Linked DNA regions of Homo sapiens: region 2 is linked to region 1. A link is an interaction called in ENCODE POLR2A ChIA-PET data of the cell type or tissue named here. Cell type or tissue: B cell. All regions are shown on one strand. Region 1 overlaps ZFAND3 (zinc finger AN1-type containing 3). Region 2 overlaps ZFAND3 (zinc finger AN1-type containing 3).

Region 1 (5,000 bases):
TTACTTAATTTCTGGTCTGTGTGCCCTAATGCCATATCTCTGGTGGCAACTCCTATCTTTTTGCCCCTCACTGCTGTAGAGATGGAGGTCTCACTATATTGTCCCGGCTGGTCTCAAATTCTTGGCCTTAAACTATCCTTCTGCCTCCTCCTCCGCCTCCCAAACTGCTAGATGTGAGCTGCCCCAGGCTCTGTAGTGGCAACTCCTACCTTAACCTGGAGATAGTAGGAGCTCTGTTTGTCCCAGGTGGATAGTAGGAGAGTTGATTGGAATTGTTCAGCTAAAGGGAAGCTTTTTAAAAAAAGTATGTTAGAATGGGATTAGGTGAGATTATCATTCTTTTATTTTCCAGTCTTTTTTGTTTCTTCCTGAAATTAGATTTGAGGGTGGTATTGTGAAGTTAGGTGGTTTGGTCTATATATAGTTTGCCCAATGTTGTTATATGATGTGGTATTTGAGAGAACTCTAAATTATCTTGATAACCCCCACTTCTTTTTTTCTTAGATGATTAATAAGAATAGAATTAAATTAAAAGACAGCTTTTTAATTTTAAAGACATTATTAGACTGTCCAAACATGTCTGAATTCTTAGAATTAAAGGGAAGTTTGAAATTAAAATATTGGCTTATCCAGAAAGTAGTCATGTTAAGGCTGTTTTGTTGACTGCTTGATTAAAAATTAGGTTACCCAGTGGTTTTCACAGGACACTCCCAAAGATTGTTGAAAAAGACATTTTGAGTGTAGAAGTATCTGAGATACTGGTGCACTGTACTTGGTGTAGTGTATTATCCAGTGACCTTTGAATTTTCTGTGTCACTTAAAGAAAAGAGGTTCTTATTTTTACTTCAATCACTGTAAATGTCAGTGAGAGATAGCTCTGTGGTCACTGACTTTCAACAGTGGTAAGGTCAGGTAAGAACTTCACGAAGCCTTTTAGGAATTTGTCTGTAAAGGGCACTGTGTTGTCATGAAACATACGGACTGCTTTACTAAGGACCTGGGATGCTCACACAGAAGGCAACTCCATTTGTGGAGAAGGCTTATTTTGTCTGAATTGTTTAATGTCTTGTCTCAGACAGATGATGACTCAAAGTCAAATGTTCACCTTTAGGGGACCCAAAAGGATACAAAAGAGAATGCATAGTAATGATTGGCCTATAGGCGGTTGAGTGGCAAAGCTAGTTTAAAGAAGAAAAATCCTTCCTATCTTTTTTTGTAGTTCTGTAAGCATTATTTGAAGAAACTTGGATTTCCCTGTGTGCTTTAAAGTGAAGTGCATGTTGTGCAGTAAAGAAGCAGATCTAACCTCATTGTGGAACTTGCTTGCTGTGGTGAATCACAGAAGGAATGATGTGAAGGCAACATTTATATTTTCGTGCGTGAAAAATTCATATGAATCACAGACAGAAACTCAGAAGTGGCCATGTCACTCTGGTTTCTCTGTTAAGGAGCTGTGGTCCTAAGCTTGCTGCTGACAGGTAGCGAATTAGAAATACATCTTCAAATTACCAATTTTTCTGCTGCATCTGCTGCATTTTAGACTAGTAAAGGGAAGGAGCAGACCAATGATTATGCCCTTTCCTCTCTGTGGCACCCCTATTTAAGGAAAGGGGATTTGAGGTTGTTGTATGGGTCCTTAATGTGGGTTTAAAAATTTTTCATTCCACATTAGTGGTACTTGTCCAATTTTTTTTGATCAGCTAATGAAATATAATAACTGTTTGCATATTTTACTGCCTATTCGCCATAGTTACCTAAACTAGTGGCATTGCTAGAAAATGTTGAGAATTGTCACAATAAGAACCAGTACTCAGTCTTTGATAAAGTTCCCAAAGTATGCTTTGTAGGAGGGACTAATTGTCCATTGTGACATGAACCTGAATATTAGAGATAGTGTACTATAGTGAAAAAGTACTTTGGGTGAAAGACTGGATTCTTGCCTTGGCTTTCTTACTTGAGTATATGATTTAATATTTTTGACCGAGAGTTGCTATTATACCAGGGGACAATAACTTCCTCCTTTTTTCTTTTTGTTTCACATTTAAACAGGGTGGTTGTTAAGACCAGTGAGAGATAAATAAGCTAATGTAAATGTTGACACCTGCTACTTGAAAGTTAAGAATGATGTTAATTGTTAAATTTTTCTTAGATGTCTTTACTAGATTGAAATTTCCTTTAATTCTTAATTTGATGAGTTTTTTCCTTCATAAATGTGTATTGACATGTGTCAAATGCTTTTACTGCATCTTTTGAAATGATGATATGGTTTTTCTTCTTTATTCTGTTAATGGGGCATTCCCTGCCCTGTAGGAGTGATAGTTGAATAGAAAGAAAAACAAAGAAATGGTAATATCTGTTGTGATTGAGGGTTACAAAAGATGCAGTGGGAGTGTAGAGAGAGGAGTAATGAAATCAACCTGATAAAGTTAGGAAAACTTTCAGAGAAACTGGAACAAGATGGAGCTTTGGCATTTGTGATAGAGGGAGGGAGGGGAGTGGTATATCTTGGGCAGAGGACATGGCCATTGTAGTGGGAATATGGGGTACATAGTGGAGGGTACTACCTAGAGATGTGACTGTAGCGCGGGGCTGGGGTTGTGAAAGGAGCATTACATGCTGTGTTAAGGTTTCTGTCTTGTATGTGGTTATAGGAAGCCAAAAACCAAGCCAAAGAGTTTTGAGAAAGTGAGGAATGTGATGAGATTTTTGTGAAAGATCTCTCCTGCAGTATTATGGTGTGGGTGTTGATGAGTTGTTTTAACAACCTTACATTCCTGTGATAAACGTCACTTGGTCATGATGAATCATTTTTAAATATATTACTAGACTCCATTTGTTAGTGCAGTATTTTGTTAAAGATTTTTGCATACGTGCTCATGTTTTCTTTGTCACAATTTGATATGAGGTGTTATGCTTGCCTCAAAATCAGTTGTTAAATATTCGTCTATTTTTCTGGAAGTGTTCAATTGATGTTAGTTATTCCTTAAATGTTTGAGAGAATTTGCCATTTGAACCTGTGGTTTGGTTTGTGTGAATATTCGCATTTGATAACAAATTCAGTTAGTAGAGTTAGGGCTATTAGGATTTTTTAGTCTATAGTATGTCAATTTTGATAAGTTATATTTCTCATGGAATATGTCCATTTTGCCTAAGTTGTCAGATTTTTTTGGCATAAAGTTCATTGTATCGTTCATTTAATAATATATGTATGGTCTGTAGTGATTTTGTCTTTATTTATTTATTTTTTGAGATGGAGTCTCGCTCTATCATCCAGGCTGGAGTGCAGTGGCACGATCTTGGCTCACTGCTGCAACCTCCACCTCCCGAGTTCAAGTGATTCTCCTACCTCAGCCTCCCGAGTAGCTGGGATTACAGGCGCACCACGCCTGGCTAGTTTCTGTATTTTTAGTAGAGATGGGGTTTCACCATGTTGGCCAGGCTGGTCTCGAACTCCTGACCTCAGGTGATCCACGTACCTGGGCCCCCAAAGTGCTGGGATTACAGGCGTCAGCCACCGTGCCTGGCCGTTATTTTGTCTTTCATTCATGATATTGGTTAATCTGTATTTATCAAGTTTGTTAATTTTTTTTTTTTTTTGAGATAGGGTCTTGCTGTCACCCAGGCTTAAGTGCAGTGATGTGGTCATAGCTCACTGTAACCTCCAACTCCTGGGCTCAGGCAATCCTCACACCTCACACTCCTGAGTAGCTGGGACTACAGGCGCACACCATTGTGCCTGGCTATTAAAAAAATTTTTTTTTGTAGAGTTGGGGGTCTCACTTTGTTGCCCAGGCTGGCCTCGAACTCCTGGCCTCTAGTGATTCTCCTGCCTTGCCTCACAAAGTGCTGGTATTATAGATGTGAGCTACTGCACCCAGTCTTGATTTTGTTAATCTTAAAAAAAAAAAAAATTAACTCTTGCCTTTGTTCATTTTCTCTATTGTTTTTGTTTGCCCTGATGTTTGCTTTTATTTTTCTTTCTTTCCTTCTATGTTGGGTTTAATTTGGTCTTTTTCTAGTGTCTTGAGCCAGAATCTTGGGAGATTTTATAACTTTCTTCTTTTCAGATATTGGCATTTAAAGCTATACATTTTTCTCTCAGTACTGCTTTAGTTGAATTCCACAAATTTCGGTACGTTGTGTTTTTATTTTGATTAAATTCAAAGCATTTTCTGATTTCATTTGTGATTTTTTTCTTTGAAGTGTGTTGTTATTTAGAAGTGTGTTGTTAGCTGGGTGTGGTGGCACACGCCTGTAGTCCCAGCTGTTTGTGAGCCCGATGTGGGAGGATTGCTTGAGCCTACAGTGAGCTGTGATTGTGCCATTGTACCCCAGCCTGGGCGACAGAGCGAGACTGTCTCAAAAAAAAAAAAAAAAAAAAAAAAAAAGGGCGGGCACAGTGGTTCATGCCTGTAATCCCAGCACTTTGGGAGGCCGAGGCAGGTGGATCACCTAAGGTCAGAAGTTCGAGACCAGCCTGGCCAACGTGGTGAAACCCCGCCTCTACTAAAAATACAAAAATTAGCCAGGCATGGTGGCACGCGCCAATCCCAGCTACTTGGGAAGCTGAGGCAGGAGAATTGCTTGAACATGGGAGGTGGAGGTTGCAGTGAGCCAAGATAGCACCATTGCACTCCAGCCTTGGCGACAGAGCAAGGCTCTGTCTCAGAAAAAAAAAAAAAAAAAAGAGCACTTAACATGACCTTCCACTGTCTTTTGGCCTTAGTTATTTTTTTAACTAAGAAATTAGTAATTCTTTTGTGAATGAATGAGACAGGGTCTTGTTCTATTGCTCAGGCTAGAGGGCAGTGGTGCGATTATAGCTCACTGCAGCCTCAAACCCCTGGGCTTCAGTGATCTGCTTCAGCCTCACAAATAGCTGGGATTACAGGTGTGCACCACCACTCCTCGCTATAAATCAGTAATTCTTATGATTGTTTTCTTATATGATTTGTCATTTTTCTCTGTTTTAGCAGTTTTGTCTTTTTCGTTGTTGACCA
Region 2 (5,000 bases), 110 kb after region 1:
CTGTCAAAACAATCCATTACGATGGTTCTTTGCCTGGCATCAGATAGTTTTTTCGTATGCATGTGCTGACCTGTACTTGGCTGAATAATCAGGATCCTCTCCTGATATATAACTCTTCCTTGTGTGTTTTTCTGTTCTGTGAACTCTAGCTGCTTTGTTCTCATCAGGCCTCTTAGCTTATTTCCTCAACTTACCACATCTGCTGAGTAGGACCAGCTATATAATTAGCAGGGCCCAGTGTAAAATGAAAATGTGAGCCTTTGTTAAAAAATTATTTAGTTTCTTAAAATTCTAATTTTAATCAGATCATTAAACCAAGCACTGCACCCTTCGGAGCTGCAGCTGCACAGGTTACATGCCTACCAAGCCAGGGCTACTGCTGTACTCCACTTCATGTTCCCTTCTCTGTTCCATGGCCCAGTAATTCTCTTCAAGGCAATAAGCCAAGACAATTGTAGGGCTGGTCTCCTTTGTTTCCCATCTCTCAGAGGTCACTGTCTTTTTTTTTTTTTTTGCTAGATATCCAGAGTCATGAAAATTGTAATTTTTGTCTGTTTTTATTTGTTTTTGTTTCAGGCAGGAAGAGAAATCCAGTCCCTGTTAACCTGCCTCGCTTGGATGTAGTTGTTTTTAATGTACATTTTGTTTAAGGACCTTGTAGTAGCTGCTTTTGTGTCAGACTAGGCAAAGATTTCCCTATTTGGCCTCTTGGCTTGGTGCCTTGTTTAGAGCTGTTTGGGTAAAATCTCTCTTGTATCATTTGCTGATCTGTTTTCCAATTTGTTTTCCTGGTAACCATCAACTCATTTTCTGAATTGTATCACTTGATTTGAAGCAAGTATTAGCTTCCTGCTTGAAACCACTCTACCCTTATTCTTCTTTCTGCTGCATTTAACTGCAAACTGCAATGGGTGAGGACAATTCTCTTCTTCCACCTCCTGCACAATACATCCCCTTGCAGTACAATTTGATCGGCATTTGTGCAGTAAGGTATTAACAGCTTTTCAGATATGCCCTGCCCTATTAGCAAGAATATACAGTGATACAAAAATGAATTTGTCAAGAGTTTTATGACTTCATGATCTATCGTACAATATTAATCCTGCTGCAGTGTTATTAAGTCATTTTTCATCTCCCCTCAAATTAATGTTGACGTTCTATTACTGGATTTGTTCTTGTCCCCAGATTAAAACATAAAGGAAAAAAGCCTTCCCTGCTGCAATATTAAAATTAATTGTAGGGTAAGCAGTACCTAGCTTGGTGAAGTAGATTCCTGCTGGAAAATTTATAATGGGAATTTATTTCTCTGCTTTCTATTTGTTCTTGTGCACAAAAAAGCACAATTGGAATATACTTCTGAGGGCACCAGGAGAACATAGCAAGGAGCAGGGGGTACATTTAAAGTACTGAGTTTCCTAAAAGGGAAATGAGGAATCAGTGGTCTGAGCCTAAGGCAACCATACCTAGCTGGTAGTTCCAGCCTAGAGGCTGATAGGGATGCTTGTGGTGATAGATGTATAGGTAGAACAATTTTGGCTGACTTAGGATGGTATTTTCTTCATAGGAATAGCGTGTTTCTTGTATTTCAAGACATTTGGGGCACTTAAACAAAAACTACAACATGGTGAGGTCAACAGTTATAAATCACAGTACGACCTTGTTCAGGACTCTGGAATGAGAAGACAGCTGTTATCTTTGTTTCAGATTTGGACTAAGTGATGCTGTTCTGTGAATATTCTCTTTTAAAAATAACTGTTTTCACCCATATTGAAGCCAGGATCATCAGCTTCATGTCTGTGACCACTGTAGTGAGATCTTAGGGTATTGTGATTTTTGGTCATGGTTAGGTAGGTGCTTTAGAATGCTCATTGTTACTGTGGGAGGATCATGGAATTCTCAGTAAGTTTTGTTATAAATTCTAAATTTAAAATTTGTAATATGTAAATATATATGTGTATGTTTTTGATGGGAAACACCAAAATATATAGTGTTTGACTCTGGGTGGTGGCTTGTGGGGAAATAATATTATTTAAAAAATTTTTCCTTGTAGAAGGTCAACATGAGTTGTGTAAACCGAAGAGTGTCTGAGATAAGTCTCAATTTAGGAAGTTTATTTTGCCAGGGTTAAGGATGCACCTGTTACAAAGCCTTGGAAGGTCCTAATGCCATGTGCCCAACGTGGTCAGGGCACACACAGCTTGGTTTTATATATTTTAAGGAGACATGATACATCAGTCAGTACATGTAAGATTTACAGTGGTTCAGTTTGGACAACTCAAAGTGGGGAGAGGGCTTCTGGGTCATAAGCAGGTAAATGACAGTTTCATTCTTTTGAGTTTCTGATTAAGGTTTCACAGAATACGCCATTTACAAGGATAGTCATTTATGCCTTAGTCTGGCTTAGTGAAACAATAGGGCAAAGGAAGCAATCAGATGTGCGTTTGTCTCATGTGAGCAGAGGGACAACTTTGAGTTCTGTCTTCTGTCTGTCCTTTGTCCACAAGGAATTTCCTTGTGGGCAAATGGTGAGGGAGGTATGTAGCTTTTTTTTTTTTTAATCTTTGTATGTATCTTATTTAGGGATAGAATAAGAGTCAGGTTTGCCATATGCAGTTCCCAGCTTGACTTTTTCCTTTGGCTTAGTGATTTTGGGGTCCCGAGATATATTTTCCTTTCACAGTTGTGCAATAAAAATGTAGCCAATTATATATATTTTTATATTTGTAAATGACATAAGCAGTGGAGCAGCCTTCTAGAGGGTGAAAGATGATGCAAATATAGTCATGTGTAACAATGTTTGCATCAAGGGCAGACCACATATGCAACAGTGGTCCCATAAAATTATAGAGGAACTGAAAAAACTCCTATTGCCTAGTGACGTGGTAGCCATCCTAACACAATACATTACACATGTGTTTACGATGATGCTTGTGTAAGTATATCTACTGTGCTGCCAGTTGTATAAAAGTATAGCCAGTACAATTATGTACACCACATAGTGCTTGATAATGACAAGAAATGACTATGTTACTGGTTTATGTATTTATTATGCTATCTATCCTTAGAGTATGGTATTTATTTTTTTAAAAAGTTAACTGTAAAGTAGCCTCAGGCAACTCCTTCGGGAGGTATTCCAGAAGAAGGCAGTGTTGTCACTGGAGATGATAGCTCTATACCTGTTACTACCCCTGAAGACCTTCCAGTAGGAAAAAATCCTTGTGGAGGTGGAAGACAGTGATGCTGATGATCCTTACCCTGTGTTGACTTAGGCTAATGTATGTGTTTGTGTTGCAGTTTTTAACAAAAAGTTTAAAAAGTAAAACAAAAAATAAAAATGTTTTAAAATAGACAAAAGCATATAGAATAAGGATATAAAGAAAATATTTTTGTACAGCTGTACATTGTGTTTGTGTTATAAGCTAAATGTTAATACAAAAGAGTCCAAGGTTTTAAAAATTCAGAAGTTTTATAATATAAAAGTTACAGTGAGCTAAGTTTAGAAGTAGAAGGAAAAAATATTTTAAACAATAAATTTGGTGTACCATGTGTACCGTTTATAAACCCCACAGTAATGTGCTAGGCCTTCACATTTACTGACCATTCACTTACCCAGAGCACCTTCCAGTCCTGTAAGCTGCCTGCATGGTAAGTGTCCTATACAGGTGTACCAGTTTTTATCTTTTTTTTTTTTTTTTTTTTTTTTTTTTTTGAGATGGAGTTTTGCTCTTGTTGCCTAGGCTGGAGTGCAATGGTGTGACCTCAGCTCACTGCAACCACTGCCTCCCGGGTTCAAGCTATTCTCCTCCTGCCTCAGCCTCCCAGGTAGCTGGGATTACAGGCATGAACCACCACACCCGGCTAATTTTGTATTTTTAGTAGAGATGGAGTTCCTCCATGTTGGTCAGGCTGGTCTTGAACTCCCGACCTCAGGTGATCCACCCGCCTTGACCTCCCAAAGTGCTGGGATTACAGGCGTGAGCCACCCCCCACCCCTGGCCCCATTTTTTATCTTTTATATGGTGTTTTTACTCTGCCTTTTCTGTTTTCAGATATGTTTAGATTCACAAATACCTTTGTTTTATAATTGCCCACAGTATTCAGTACAGTAACATGCTTATACAGGTTTGTAGTCCAAGAGCTATAGGCTATACCATATAGCCTAAGTGTGTAGTAGGCTATACCATCTAGGTTTGTGGAAGTTCACTCTATGATGTTCACACAACAATGAAATTGCATTTTTCAAAAGATAACCCCATTGTTCAGCAACACGTGACTTACTTTGGGCAGTGCAATGAAAAAAGCTGAAGGATAATTATTTATTTCATGATTGCATCATCCTTCACTGTAGGTGATTCCATCATTTTTCTTTTTTGGGTTATAGTCTTTTTGAAAGCACAGTTGGATATAATTGATGAGTAGTGGTAAACTATCTGGATGATGAAATGTTAACATGTTTCAAGATATAGGAAAAATAAGATCGCTAAACTTCCATAATGTGTCTTATATTTATAAAGTGAGTCTATTGGACCAATATGGTAATTGCAAGATAGAGCATGAAATTTCTTGCAGTGACTCAAAAGTATAAAGGTCATGAAATGCCAATTCTTACAATTAGTTAGAACTGCTGAGAAAGAAACTAAAACAAAAATTGAGTCAGATGAACTAAGTGTTAAGAGCTTTAAAGGTAAAACTGTCCAGGTTTCCCGTTGTACATATGAGAAGAGGGAGTATATTATCAGTGGCAGAGCCATGGGTTGGAATGGGGGCTCAGATGTGCAGTCTTAGCTTTCACATTCCCTCAGGTGGTACTAGAAAGCAAACTAAAAATTTGAACAACAGTCACTCCCTTGTGAGTTCCTCTATAGTTGATGGTAGGATGTGAAGATGGTACTTTCTGAAAACATTTAAATTGTATATGATTACATAATTTGAACAAAGCAGTGTATCAGTGCTAAAAGCTAGTTGGCAGAAACTTTTGTCTTAAAAGTGATTTATTTAAA

What was found. ChIA-PET counts read pairs that join two places held together with the same protein. Peaks named below come from ENCODE experiments on the same cell type or tissue, not always from the same donor. Only the 100,000 strongest peaks of a DNase experiment are listed, where the experiment ranks them.
Region 2: POLR2A ChIA-PET joins it to region 1 with 7 read pairs; 5 of 35 experiments call an interaction of 5 or more read pairs at or near these places.

What each region holds. Positions count from the first base shown.
Region 1 is chr6:37,865,932-37,870,931 of GRCh38, forward strand. All of the region lies in intron 1 of ZFAND3 (zinc finger AN1-type containing 3), which reads left to right. Among named protein-coding and RNA genes, the nearest start is that of ZFAND3, 49 kb to the left of the region's middle. RefSeq lists silencers at 1,128-1,328, 2,272-2,341. In B cell, no CTCF peak of the experiment used is centred here; a DNase peak (open chromatin) is centred at 2,120; H3K4me3 peaks cover 1,223 bases; H3K27ac peaks cover 2,576 bases.
Region 2 is chr6:37,979,665-37,984,664 of GRCh38, forward strand. The region is part of intron 2 of ZFAND3 (zinc finger AN1-type containing 3); the gene reads left to right. Among named protein-coding and RNA genes, the nearest start is that of ZFAND3, 160 kb to the left of the region's middle. In B cell, no CTCF peak of the experiment used is centred here; a DNase peak (open chromatin) is centred at 2,847.